Linked DNA regions of Homo sapiens: all the other regions are linked to region 3. A link is a contact called in ENCODE Hi-C data. All regions are on one chromosome and are shown on one strand. The core of a region is the stretch at or near the end of the contact, and the rest is flanking DNA. Distances in the headings are between cores, read along the strand shown. Region 1 holds the start of AOC1 (amine oxidase copper containing 1). Region 2 holds the start of NOS3 (nitric oxide synthase 3). Region 3 holds the start of GIMAP4 (GTPase, IMAP family member 4).

The links. A loop is a pair of places that touch in the nucleus more often than their neighbours do.
Region 1: a map of left colon shows a loop between it and region 3 (4-fold over the local background). The contact joins the promoter of AOC1 here to the promoter of GIMAP4 in region 3. A Hi-C loop is called at or near these places in 1 of 168 maps with a recorded cell type or tissue (left colon).
Region 2: a loop to region 3 is called in a map of endothelial cell of umbilical vein, with 2.5 times the contacts of the local background. The contact joins the promoter of NOS3 here to the promoter of GIMAP4 in region 3. A Hi-C loop is called at or near these places in 1 of 168 maps with a recorded cell type or tissue (endothelial cell of umbilical vein).

Annotation. Positions count from the first base shown.
Region 1 is chr7:150,849,615-150,854,380 of GRCh38, forward strand. AOC1 (amine oxidase copper containing 1) reads left to right here and starts at 2,903. Exons shown (of 5, transcript NM_001091.4): 1 at 2,903-2,944. All of the region lies in intron 1 of LOC105375567 (a long non-coding RNA gene), which reads right to left. RefSeq lists an enhancer at 2,485-3,056.
Region 2 is chr7:150,988,244-150,992,491 of GRCh38, forward strand. It overlaps NOS3 (nitric oxide synthase 3), which reads left to right and starts at 2,774. Exons shown (of 27, transcript NM_000603.5): 1 at 2,774-3,057. RefSeq lists enhancers at 149-189, 696-855, promoters at 2,126-2,994, 3,936-4,248 and a cis regulatory region at 3,996-4,016.
Region 3 is chr7:150,565,219-150,569,630 of GRCh38, forward strand. GIMAP4 (GTPase, IMAP family member 4) reads left to right here and starts at 2,172. Exons shown (of 3, transcript NM_018326.3): 1 at 2,172-2,219.

The DNA.
Region 1 (4,766 bases), core at 1,653-4,152, 290 kb after region 3:
TGGCCTCCAGCTCCCCAGCCTCACAGCCACTTGTGTCTGCATCCCACCTCTAGGCCTGGGTGAGAACCTCTTTGACATATATTCCAAGAGACAGAGTTCCTGAGTCTGGAGAGCATGCAATTCTCTCATTTGCCCACACCCTGCAAAGTGCCCTCCAGAATGGCTGTGCCATCAATAACCCCTTCCCACAACCACACATAAGGTCCCCGTTTCCCCACATCTCTGTCAACACTTGGCATCATCCAGCTTTCCCATGAAAAATTATATCTCGTTGTTGAATGCTTTGCATTTTTCTAGTAACCACTACATTTGAGCATCTTTCCATGTGCTCTTTAGCCCTTTGGGGTGCCTCTTCTGCAAGTTACCCTTGGGATTCTTTACCAGGTTTCCATGGGGACTGCTGCCTCTTTCTGACCGATTTGCAAGAGCTCCTTGTGTATTCTAGATATTAGTCCTGTCACTTTTTGAAAACAGCTTTATTGAGACACACCTTACAATTCACCCATTTAAAGTGTATAATTCAATGCATTTTAGTACATTCACAGGTACATGCAGCCATCACCTTCAATTTTAGAACTTTTTAATCACCTCAAAAAGAAACCCCATAAGCATTAGCTCTCACCCCATCCCTCCATCGCACCCCAGCCCTAAGCAACCACTAATGTGCTTCTCATCTGCTTGAGAGATTTACCTACCCCACACGTTTCATATAAATGGAATAATGTGGTCTTTTGTGACTGGCTTCTTTCATTTGCCGTAGTGGTTTTAAGGTTCATCCACATTGTGTCATGTAACAGTGATTCCTTCCTTTTTATGACTGAATGATGTTCCATTGAGTGGATAGACCACATTTTGTTGACTCATTTATCAATGCAGAGACATATGAGTCGTCTCCACTGTTTGGCTATTGTGAATAACACTGCAGTAAACACTCTGGTACAGGTTTCCCCATGGACATAGGCTTTCCTTTCTCTTGAGCATATACCCAGGAGTGGGATTGCTGGGTTATATGATAACAACGTTAAGTCATTTGAGGAACAGCCAGACAGTTTTCCGAAGTGGCTGCGTCATCTCACCATGAACTGCCTGTGAGGCTTCCAGTTTCTCTGCCTCCTGGCCCCACCTGTTATTACCTTGCTTTTGAATTCTAGCCATCCTAGTGGATATAAAGTGGTATCTCCTGGTGGTTTTGATTTGCATCCCCTGATGACTAATGACATTGAACAGCTTTCCATGTGCATATTGGCCATTTGTGTATCTTCGTGAGGGGAATATCTATTCAGATCTTTGGCTCATTTTTAATTGGATTATTTGCCTCTTATTATGGAATTGGAAGAGTTCTTCTTACATTCTAGATATAATTTTCTTATCAGATATATAATCTGTGAATATTTTCTCCCATTCTATGCTTTGTCTTTTCATTTTCCTGTGGGTGTCCTTTGAAGCATAAAAGTCTTTTAATACTGATGATGTCAATTTATCTATTTTTTTTTCTTTGGTTATTTGTGCTTTGAGGTCACATCCAAGAATTAGATGTAAAGTCAAGCAGATTTACTCCTATGTTTTCTTTTTAAGAGTTTTACAGTTTTAGCTCTTACATGTATGTCTTTGGTCCCTTTCGAGTCCGTTTCCGTGTGTGAAAGGGTCTAACTCCATCATGTGCATGTGGCCCCTTTCCCTTTAAATCTTTGCAAGTCTCTTTTCTCGATCCATCCTCACTCCATTAACTTTGTCGCAGTTTCCTTTGTGGAATGGAAACAGATTGTAGTCCTCAAAATCAGGTTGTTCCTGAAACTCTCTTCTAATCCAAATCCCCCCAATTCTCTGCGGAGTTGGTGAGCCCATAACTGAGAATACATAACTCACAGTCCTCTTGAACACTGAGGGTGAAAGACGTTAGCATTCATTGTCTTTGTATCAATCATCATTTTAACATGGAAGGCAAATCCCCTTCCTCAGAAACACCAAAGACCTTCTGGAATTGCAAGCAAGCTTCAAGTTGACTAAGTGTGTTCACCTTCCTTCATCTAGCTGCCAGTGCACACTGAAATGGCTTGCATTGCGGGCAGCAGGAAGGATGATGATGAGAAATACAAAACCCCTATAACCACAAAGCGGTGTGCAATCCCTGAGCAACCAAACCTTGGTAATGGGGGATGATGACCCCTTGGCACTCCTGAGCCACGAACTTTTCCTGACTCTATTCTTTCCTTTCCAACTAGGAGTTACCCCGGTCACCACGTTCGCCCTTCTCAACCTGACTAAGTGGGCGTTAGCACTGTCCGCCCACTGCATGGGCACTACCTGCCCCAGTGTCCTCTCCCCTCTCCGCTCTGTGCCATAGCCTTAGCTACCCTGGCCAGCTTTCTCCCAGCCAAGTCCTTCCTCCTTTCTGAATCTGGTCAGGGTCTCAAAGATCGTTAAAAAGCCGCCAAAGTTTGCAACTCGTCTTGAGTGGCTGCTCCTCCCAAACGGTTCTGCCTCTGGTGTCTTGTTCTAGGAGCGGTTGAATTCTCTGTTTTGCTGTGGGTGCCAGCCTCTATCAGCCCCTGCCCTGGTCCATCTGTCAGCTTCAGGTAAGACTACCGGCTAGGAAATGGCCCCTTGTCCTTATCTCTGCCTCTAAAATATGCCACCTAAATTAACAGATCGTGGCATTGCATGGCTCGTCACAGAGAAGCCAAGGCAAATTCTTGTGGAAGGCGGCACTTGTCTGGAAACAGACTCAGGACAAGTGTGCTGCACAGCCAGCTTCCTCAAACCCACTCTCGCCACTGTAGCTGCCCACAGAGGCACCTCCCAAGCCATAGGCCCCTCCTAGGCCAGCTCAGGCCTCACCTTGTCCCTCCCTGCAGGGCGGGGTCTGATTGACTTCAAGAAGGAGTCAGAGATCAGCTTAAGGGCAAAGGCTGGAAGCAGAGCGAACTGGGAGCAGAGCACACAGGTGCGTTCTGATGGGTATTCGGGAGAGTCAAGAAGGGGCTGACCTGGAGGACAGAAAAGCAGTGGAAGGAGGGCACAGAGTGAGGGGCAGAAGAAACAGGACACAGAGGGAGGAGGGCCAGGAAGTGAGGGCGGGAGCCCAGCACATCACAGAAGGTGCCCGGGTGCTTGGTGGCAGGCAACAGCCGGCCAGGGTGGAGTGGGGAAAGCTCAGAGAGGAGGGTGAGCAGGGAGAGGGCTTGCTTCCTGTTCCTGCCTGGAGGTCTCACCAGCCACCACCCCCACTGCCACTGCACATGGGGACAGAGGTTTGTCCTGGGGAAAGCAAAGGTCTCTTCCACATCTTTCTCCTTCCTGGAAAAGCAAAAAGAAACGTGGGTATAAGAGGTTGTAAAAAAGGAGACCCAGCCGTGAAAGGACATGGAGGTACCCTAAATGCACACTGCCAAGCAAAAGAAGCCAATCTGAAAAGGCTGCAGACTGTAAGATTCCAAATACAGGACGTTCTGGAAAAGGCAAAACTATGGAGACAATAAAAAGAGCAGTGATTGCTAGGGTTTCGGAGGAAGAGGTGGAGCACAGAAGATTTTGGGGGAGGTGGAACTATTCTGTGTGATATTCTAATGGTGGATCCATGTCATTGTCCGTTTGTCCAACCCATAGAATATGCAGCAGCAAGAGTGAGTCCTGATGTAAACTGTGGGCTCTGGGTGAGAGTGATGTGCAGGTTCATCAGCCACAAATGTATGGCTCTGGTGTGGATATTGATAGTGGGGAGGCTGCGTGTGTAGGGGCTGTGAGTATACAGAAACTCTCAGTACCTTTCGCTCAATTTTGCTATGAACCTAAAATTCCTCTTTAAAAGACTCCTATTTAAAAGACTTTAATAGACTTTATAAAGTTTGTTAAAAGACTTTTAATAGACTTTTTAAAGACTTTTAACAGACTTTATAAAGTCTATTAAGAAATCTATTAAAGTCTATTTTTAAAAGTCTATTAAAAAAAAAGTCTACTATAATCCCAGCACTTTGGGAGGCCAACGCAGGAGGATCACTTGAGCCCAGGAGTTCAAGACCAGCCTGGGCAACATAGTGAGATCCTGACTATATATATATATATATATATATATATATATATATATTTATTTATTTATTTATTTAAGTCTAATAAGAAGTCTATTTGGGGCCAGGCCTGGTGGCTCATGCCTGTAATCCCAGCACTTTGGGAGGCTGAGGCAGGTGGACCACTTGAGGTCAGGAATTCAAGACCAGCCTGACCAACACGGTGAAACACCATCTCTACTAAAAACAAAAAATTAGCCGGGCATGGTGGTGCACACCTGTAATCCCAACTATTCCAGAGGCTGAGGCAGGAGAATTGCTTGAACCTGGGAGGCAGAGGTAGCAGTGAGCCAAGATCGCATCACTGCACTCCAGCCTGGGCTACAGAGCAAGACTGTCTCAGGAAAAAGAAAAAATAGTCTATTTAAAGAAGAAAAAAAAGAGGCCTGGCCAATATTTAATAGGAGAACACAAGAACTCACCTCATATCCTTCCTGCTGGCTCTGGGTTCCGCCTGCAGCCCCTGCCTCACCTGCTCCCTCCAGGTAAGCAGGGCCTCCGAGAGCCCAAGATCATGTGGGTTCCAGGGTCTTCTGCCAGCACCAGAGGGCAAGACAAGGCAACTAGAGGGACATCCCCATGAGAGGCCATGACCATGGAGCAAAACGAGGGCAAGGGGAGAGCCCTCGGGGAGAGGGGCATGGGAAAGGGAGAGAAGGACATCTCAGATCAGCCTTTACCGTGGCCTCCAGGGCTAGAGAG
Region 2 (4,248 bases), core at 1,524-4,023, 420 kb after region 3:
GAAATCAAACGTTCCCCGAAACATTTGTGTGTGTAAGAGAGTATGCATGGATGTATGTGTGTGTGACTGTGCATGCATGCATGTATATATGTGTATGTGTGTGCATGCATGCATGGATATATGTGTAAGAAAGTGTGCATGCATGCATGGATGTATGTGTGTGCGTGTACGTGTGTATGTGAAGATACCTCCTGAGCCTTCGGTTTGACACACCCCATGTGGTCTGTGCAGGAAGCAGGGAGGCGCAGATTTGTCCCAATCTGCTCCTCTGGGGGTGGGCCCAAATGAGCCACCTTGGGACCCCAGATGGCTGGTGTAGACCTACCACCCGATGCCGTTGGCTCCTTTCCTATCCCCTGGGTCTCCCCCTCCCTTCGTGGTGTCTGATCCCACGATTGTGCTGAAATCGCTCCTCCTCGGCTCTCTGCTGCCCTCATGTGGCTGTCTCAAGAAGGGCTGGGGCTACCAGGGGGCGCCCAGGATCAACACAGGAGCCCCTTCAGACCGGCAACCGCGTCCACAGCCCGGAACCCTCAGCATCCCAGAAGCCGCCCCAACGCCCTCACCAAAGGCTCAGCACCAATTCTGCAATCTGGAAGCTGAGCAAATCTCTCCGCCCCCCAGCACTCAGCATGAGTTACATCCTCGGGAGGGGGAGGCCTGGCGGCAGCTGCTCCCCGCCCCTCTCCCGCTGCTCCCGCCTCCCTTCCCTCCTTTCCCCGCTCCCCACCCGTCCTTGCCAGCAGGCAGGAAGGAAGCTGCTCATAGTGCAAGGGTGGGGTACTTCCAGCTCACACTGAACAGCCCCGGGCTGGGCTATAAAGAGTCAGGGACTTCCGCTCAGTCACCCCTGCCCTCACCACCCAGGCCCCCATGCACACACCCCAGGCCCAAGGCCTTCCCTTCCCAGCACAGCCCTCCAAGGTCAAGGCGTCCCCCGCCCAGCCCTGCAGAGCACTCTGGTCTGAGAGGGAAGGCAGGGGCAAGATTTGCCGCCTCTTTGGCATTATGGAGGGGGCAGGGGGCACAGGGCACAGCCCTCCCCAGGGAGGGATCCCTACTCACCCACAGAAGGCTGTCACCTTACCCCTGGGGTCTGGGCCAGCCCTCCCCGAGGCGGAAACACAGCCACTGTCAGGGACAAGGGGGCTCAGTTCCCAACCAGATCATCTCCAAAGCCCATTCAGCTTCAGATCTCATGATTGAAGATGGAAATTCTTTCAGCCGAACACCAAATCTCCAACCTTGAAAACTGTTTTTTCGGAAAGTCCTCTTTAAAACATGGTTACCAATATGAGCAGTCAGCCACTAAGATGCATGGGCATCATTCTTGGCAGGGCTGCAGGCATAGAGCAGGCCAGCACCAGGCAGAGCCCTGGGGACGGCAGGCCTCCTCCGACAGGCGGGGGAATCAACTGTTCTCATCAGAGCACCCTGATGGAAGGCAGGACACTCCGGACAACACTGGCCACGGCCCAAGAAAGGGGAAGCAGGGAATCCCCTGTCCAGAGAGCATTCATCTCTGACTTTTTCTGTCTGTTTAACTTTTTTTTTTCCTCCTTTTCTTAAGACCCTGCCATGGCATCCTCTGCCCCAATTCAAACCCAATCCAGGCCTACTCTGACCCTCAGCTTTCAGCGCTGACTGTACTGAACTGGACCCCATCCTCCCTGTGACCCTCAGCCTTCAGTGCTGGCTGTACTGAACTGTAACCCATCCTCCCTGTGGCCACAGAGTGCTCCTTCTTGCACTCCTCCCCTTCACCTAGACTGACTTCTTTCTGCCCACACAGACCCATCTAGCCTCAGCCAATTCCCTTCTCAGTGGACCCTCTCCATTGCCTCCAGAGCACAGCTTCCAGTCCCCAGGCGGCTGCACACATTTGCAACAAAACAAGCCAATGTATGAAGCAATCCCACTCAGTGCAGGAGCTCAACCCAGCAGAGGATCCCCACAGAGAGGAACTGACCTGTGTCTTCCAGAGCACACAGGTTCAGAGCACACAGGTTCATTTAAGTGAGAACCCACACTTACAGAGCAAGCTGCCCAAAAACCACGACCAGGAGGGCCCAGAGAAAGAGCTGTCCCCGGGGCCTTGGGGACAGGGTGACAGCCACCCAGAGATCATGGAGAAGGGGACGTAAGGAAGACCTCACAGAGGAGTCATCCTGCGACTGTGTTGGTTGGGTCCTTCAGGAAGCAGAGTCCCAGGAGTTGGAAGCATAAGAGGAATACTGCGGGCAATGCCTGAGAAAGATAACAGGGACCGGGAGCAGGAGTGAGTTGGGCAGGGGAAGGATCAGGCCCACAATGCCAGGCTCACACCTGCAGAGGAGGGAAGAAGAAGAAGGGCCTCACATCAGCCCAGCGGGGGATGTTACGCCCACAGACGCCCCGGGGCTCAGTTACTGTCTAAGTGTTAGAAATAAATTTTCGGTGCCACAAAAGAAATAGCACTCAGATATAAATGTTCCCAGCAAGGCAATTTTACTTCTATAGAAGGGTGCATCTCACAGATGGAGCAATGGCAAGAGCACACCTGAACAAGGGAAGGGAAGGGGTTTTTATCCCTAAGGCAGGTAGCCCCTACAGCTGTGTTGTTCCCCTATTGGCTAGGGTTGGACCACACCGTCTGAGCTAATTGTTACTGGCTATTTTAAAGAGAGCAGGGGTAAGAGCCGGATTGGCAGGGTAAGTAGTTTGGCAGGAAGGACGGTCACAGAACAGGTGACTCAGGATGACTCAGGTCAGAGCAGGTGACCAGTGGTGACTCAGTTCGGAGCAGGTGATAGAAGCTAGGAGGGGGTTGTTTACTGAAACTAGGGGCAAGGAGACGAAGAGAACATGAAAGTTAAACTTTAAGATGAAGAACAAAGCTGAACATACTGATGCATTGGATCTTTGGAGAGGATCTCAGAACTCATTGTACTTAATTTACAGGCTAAAACCTTAGAAGAGGAATTTATTATATCCTACACAAGACTCCAGGGAAGCACATGGCCTTGGACTGAAGGCTGGCATCTGGAAGCTGTCAGCCACCAGCACCTTCTGCAGCAGGTACCTGCTCTCTAAGAGGGAGGCCTGGGTGGTGCACCTCCAGAGCTGCCCAGGCTGGGCCTCAAGGAAGAAAAAGATTTTCATTTGTCAGAGGCGGAAGGGAGAGGTGGAGGGAACAGCACAGCAGCGGCCCAGGGGCAGGGAAGCACAGGACCATTAGGGAGACACGAGAAAGCCCATTTGTCTAGAACAGAGGATTCAAGCAGTGCACCAAGGAAAATGAGGGCCAGGCCAATGTGCTGGAGTGGCTTTGTTCTTGGCTGAGGGTTTTGGGTAGTGCCAAAGCGTAAGGTAAGCCCTGCTTTCCAGAAGAATCTAGCAGAGTGTGGAGCCCAGATGGGACTGGAAGGCCTGGGAGGGGTCAGGTGGCCACAGGGACGGGCCACAGCCAGTGGTGCAGGCAAGAAGACAATGGCCATCCATGGTGGCTCACACCTGGAATCCCAGCCCATTGGGAGGTCGAGGCAGGTGGATCACCTGAGGTCAGGAGTTCGAGACCAGCCTGGTCAACATGGTGAAACCCTGTCTCTAATAAAATTATAAAAATTAGCCGGGCGTGGTGGTGGGTACCTGTAATCTCAGCTACTCAGGAGGCTGGGTCAGGAGAATCGCTTGAACCCAGGAGGCGGAGGTTACAGTGAGCTGAGATAGCACCATTGCATTCCAGCCTGGACAACAAAAGCGAGACTCTGTCTCAAAAAAAAAAAAAAATTAGCCAGGCGTGGTGGTGGGTGCCTGTCGTCCTCGGGAGGCTGAGGCATGAGAATCACTCCGGGAGGCAGAGGTTGCAATGAACCAAGATCACACCACTGCACTCCAGCCTGGGTGACAGAGCAAGACTCTGTCTAAAAAAAAAAAAAAGACAGAAGGATGTCAGCATCTGATGCTGCCTGTCACCTTGACCCTGAGGATGCCAGTCACAGCTCCATTAACTGGGACCTAGGAAAATGAGTCATCCTTGGTCATGCACATTTCAAATGGTGGCTTAATATGGAAGCCAGACTTGGGATCTGTTGTCTCCTCCAGCATGGTAGAAGATGCCTGAAAAGTAGGGGCTGGATCCCATCCCCTGCCTCACTGGGAAGGCGAGGTGGTGGGGTGTGGTGGGGCCTCAGGCTTGGGGTCATGGGACAAAGCCCAGGCTGAATGCCGCCCTTCCATCTCCCTCCTCCTGAGACAGGGGCAGCAGGG
Region 3 (4,412 bases), core at 922-3,421:
GACTGAGCATGTCCAGGCTGCTCCTCTGGTATGACAGTCACCAGAAACTGCCAAGCATCCAAGTCCCCACTTTCTCGTGCCTGATGAATGGAAGCCTGAATTGTCCCATATTTAACGTTGGGAGGAGCCTGAAGCATCTCTTTGGAATAATTAACAGGTGGACAAGTCTGAATTTTTAACCGTAATTAACTGGTGGCTGAGTCTGATTTTTACCATAGTTAACGGCAGGTTGTGCAATAACAGGTGCCGCAAACGGCATCTCAGGCTCCCATGCCTGCAGTTCACAAGGCTTAGGTGGGGGTGGCCATTCCGGAGCTTCCCCTGAGGGTGCAGTAGGTTGAACTGTCTCTTTCATATGTTTTTGGAGGTTAGCATACATAACCTCCTGATTCTCCCCCTTTTTTAACTGGAGCTAGATGTTGAGGTGATCAGGCCCAACCCCTTTAATGCCTGCATGATCTCGTTCCCATTCCTGATATTAATAACTTGTATACTGTATGTTTTGCCCCTTTTCTTGATTTATGTAGATAGAGGCTTATCAATTTTATTAATTATTTCCAAAGAATTCATGTTTGATTTTATTGGTTTTCTCTATTTTTTTTTTCTGTTTCAAGATTTCTTCCCTTTAGTATTTCCTTCATCCTCCTTACTTTAGGTTCAATTTGCTGTTCCTTTTCTAAATTTTTAATGTGGTATCACAAATTATTGTTTTCATTTCTGGATCTTTAATGTAGACATTTTTGTCTACACATTGCTTTATTGTTAAAGCATTAGATGAAACGTGGTGCTCACTGCAAATGTAGTCCCTAACAGAGAACTTTCCTACTGCAGTGATCCCTGTAACCTGAATAAAGATTCCCTAAGTAATGATCCAGTGCTTTAATAGTACTAAAAATAAATACTATATTTTGCATCAATTTCTGTAATTAAATAGAATAATATATACCTTCTAGCCAGGTTTAGGCTTCAGAAACAAAATATAATCCTAGTCTTTTAAGGTATCTCAGTTCAGAATCGCGGAGATGCTTTCTCATGCTGCCTGTTCTTTTGGACTTGCCTTCGTTTGCCTGTCAAACCAAGGGACCAAGTGGTCTTTGTTATTTAAGTCATGTTGCTCTGGAATGTAAATTATCCTTACTGTTGGTGCAAGATGTATTCCATTGCCTTGTTCTGCTTTTTAGTGTAGCCATCCTGTGCTTGTATACCCAGGGCCAATCACATTCTATCCTCAAAGAAATGTATGTCTTTCTCTTACAGTTCTCTTTAGAATTATTAGCAATTTTATAATTACTAAAGTGCTATGTAATTCTAAATAAGGTCTCAGCTGTGGGGTATAATGGTAAATTGAGACCCCTTTTACAATGGAAAAATAACTGGTTATAACGGTGAGCTGGGACCCCATTACAATACTCTCAAAGTTTCCATTTTAGTGGTAAGTAGTGTCAGATGTCAGTGTTTAGAATATTTCAGTGGTTCCAGGACCATCTCAGGAGGTGAATTTTGGGCCCATCCTAGTCAGTCCAGTGAAAGTCATTTACTCTCTTTTGCTTCTAGCAGATGACTCATGGACATACCCTGGAAATAAGGACACACTGTGGACTCAGAGGACATACCTGAGGTACTGGGAGAAAGGGGTATGGGGGCTTAGCTGGGAGGCCTGTTGTGCTGAGCAGGGGTTCAGGGGCTCAAGGGTCTTTCAGAATAACTGATAACTCTCTAGTTTTGGCCCAGAAGTTTCTTCCAGAATGTCACAGCATGACCCATGTTTTTTGTCTCACTGCAGAGCCTTTGCAAGGTTCAGTATGGTAGCCACCAGGCATACCAAGCTGAATATTCCTTCTTTCCTTCTGGGGAAAATGCCTGGTGCAAGTTGTTCTGCCTGACTTTGCCTTTTAGAATTCTGACAATGGAGTAGCTATTTAACTTTAAATAAATTGAAACAAAATAAAATTTAAAATTCAGAACTGCAATCACACTCGTCACATTTCAAGCGCTCAGTAGTCACGTGTGGCTAAGGGTCACCATCTTGGACAGCACAGAACAACCCCATCCCTGCAGAAAGTTCTATTAGAGCTGCTGGATGATCAGGTGGGCAGGTCCCTTGCACAAGTAAATCTGGACAGCTCCTCCCCTCACTTCCTCTCTTCTCCTGTTTCTCAACATCCTGGCTTAGTATTGTGTGCAAAATCAGAGAGGGGTGCAAGATCCTGATTTTTCAGGTAAGGGAATAGGGGTGTGTGTGGTGGGGGTCGGGACGAATGTGCGATTTTGGTGAGGAGGGACCTGTATCTTAAATCGTCTGGTAAACATGTTTTCAGACTATATTCTCGCTGGTTCCCGTTTCCTGGCTTTGCTAATTTTAGGCTGTGATCTGTTTTCAAGGCTGAGCCCTACAAATCAATGCCTCTTCCAGAGATTGCTGCTCAGAGGATACTTGTTTTACAAATAAATGTTTCCTCTCGCTGGTTGTGGAATTTATATAGAAACTTTGATTCTTCCAGGGATAAAGTTGGGTGAGCGGACAGAATTAGCTCTGGGGGAGCTGGTGGGAAGAGGAACATTGGGATGTGTAAGGGGCACAGCTCCATATGTGGCCCCACAAAGACTGCACCCAGGTCAGGATTGGAGGCTCTGCAGTCTGAGGTCTTGTTACAGGGTTAACTGTCTGCTCGGAGCTGCCCGTTAGGGAAACTGTCTCCTCAGGGACAGTCCTGGGTTTACTGGGCATTGAGCTCCCCTTTAGCGGGTAGGAGGAGGGAGATGCCACCTGGTGTGACTCTCTACAGTTCAGGAGAAGCTGGATGCTGATGGGTGCTTGTTCCTTAGGCAGAGAGAGGAGAATTCAGCCACCTGAAGTCAGCACCTACAGAAGCACAGTCTCCTGGCTTTGCCTCTGAATTATTAACAGCAGAGCAGCATTAAAGAGCCCACACACTAGAAGGAGGATATGAAGAAACACCCAGAGAATGTCACAAAAACCCAGAATGTCACAGTATTGTTTTCTTCTTGCTGGTGTCCTATCCTCTCTCCTAACACCAGCCACCAAAGCTGATTTTTAAAAAATGCCATGATTTCTCTTGTTTACAAGAAGCTGTTTCCTATACCCTATTCTTGAAGGATAAAGAAATAGTCATTCAAAAGAAATATCTGGCTTTTCACAGTGTTTCATATTTGTTGGCTTCCTATGAGGTGACTCTGTCTTTAACAACTACCATTTTCTGCCTGTTTTGTTCAAAGTCTGCTCCAATAAGAGTTCTTCAAATATCTTTCTCCATTGCAAAATGTTTGTAGGTAGCAATGAAATAAAACATTTAAAATTAATACCATGTTTCTATAACACTACATATTAATTAATAAAGGAATGGATTGTCATTTTCACAGATCAGATGTGGGCTGGACATAATGATCAATCAAAGGCAAGAAGCAGGGAGATTATCCATTTATTTATTTAACAATGATCGATAACCATTCTTTGCCCAGTATTGTGCTTGTCCCCAGGGAATAATGAGAAATACAAGACATATGTGGTCTTCTCATCACAAAGCTTGTAGTATAAGAGGAGACAGTAAAAAAATCAAGCAATTAACTTCCTAAAGTAATACATATTCTGTAAGAAGCCTCTGGGGTGCAGTGGATCATAACAGAGGGTGTTGCTGGTAGACAGTGGTGTTGGGGAAGACTCTCTGGAGAGCCGAGGCCTGCGGGTTGAGCAGGAACAAGCTGGGCACTAGGTTGGAGGGTGAGTGCTCCAAAGAGAAGGAATGATAACTGCAAAGGCCTTGAAGGTGGAAGGAGCCTAGATTTCCAGAACATTGAGGGTAGTGTGGCTCACACATAGGAGAGAGGAGAGAGCTGATCACACAGGGCCTATGGGCCATTCTGAGGACTTCAGTTATTTTGAAACCAATAGTAAGCCACTAGGAAATTTAAACAAGAAAAAATATCAAATTTTAGTTTTAAAAGAACATCTGATTGTAGAGTAGAAAAGGGATTGAAGGGGAGATGATCAATTAGAAGCCTGTTAAGTTGTATACAATTGACAGTGGGTTGTATTAGCACAAAGATGGAGAGAAATGGGTAATTTCGAGTTTTTTGGAAGTGGAATCAATAGGATTTGGTGATGGGCTGATGAGAGAGAGAGGATAAAAGAGTTGTAGATGACCCCAAAGTTCTGCAGGAGCCACGGGGCTAGATGTTGGTGCCATCTGCTGAGCGGGGAGCCAGGAAGGCAGACAGGATGTGGAGGTCAGGGCTTAATTTCGGCCAGGTTCTGTTTGAGATGCCCATGAAATAGCCAAATGGAGTGAGATACAAAAGTTTGGAACTTTTATAAGCTGAGGGAGATATAAAAGTTTGGAACTCTGAGGAGGGTGTAGGCTACAGACCTCATATAAACACATCCAAGCCACGAA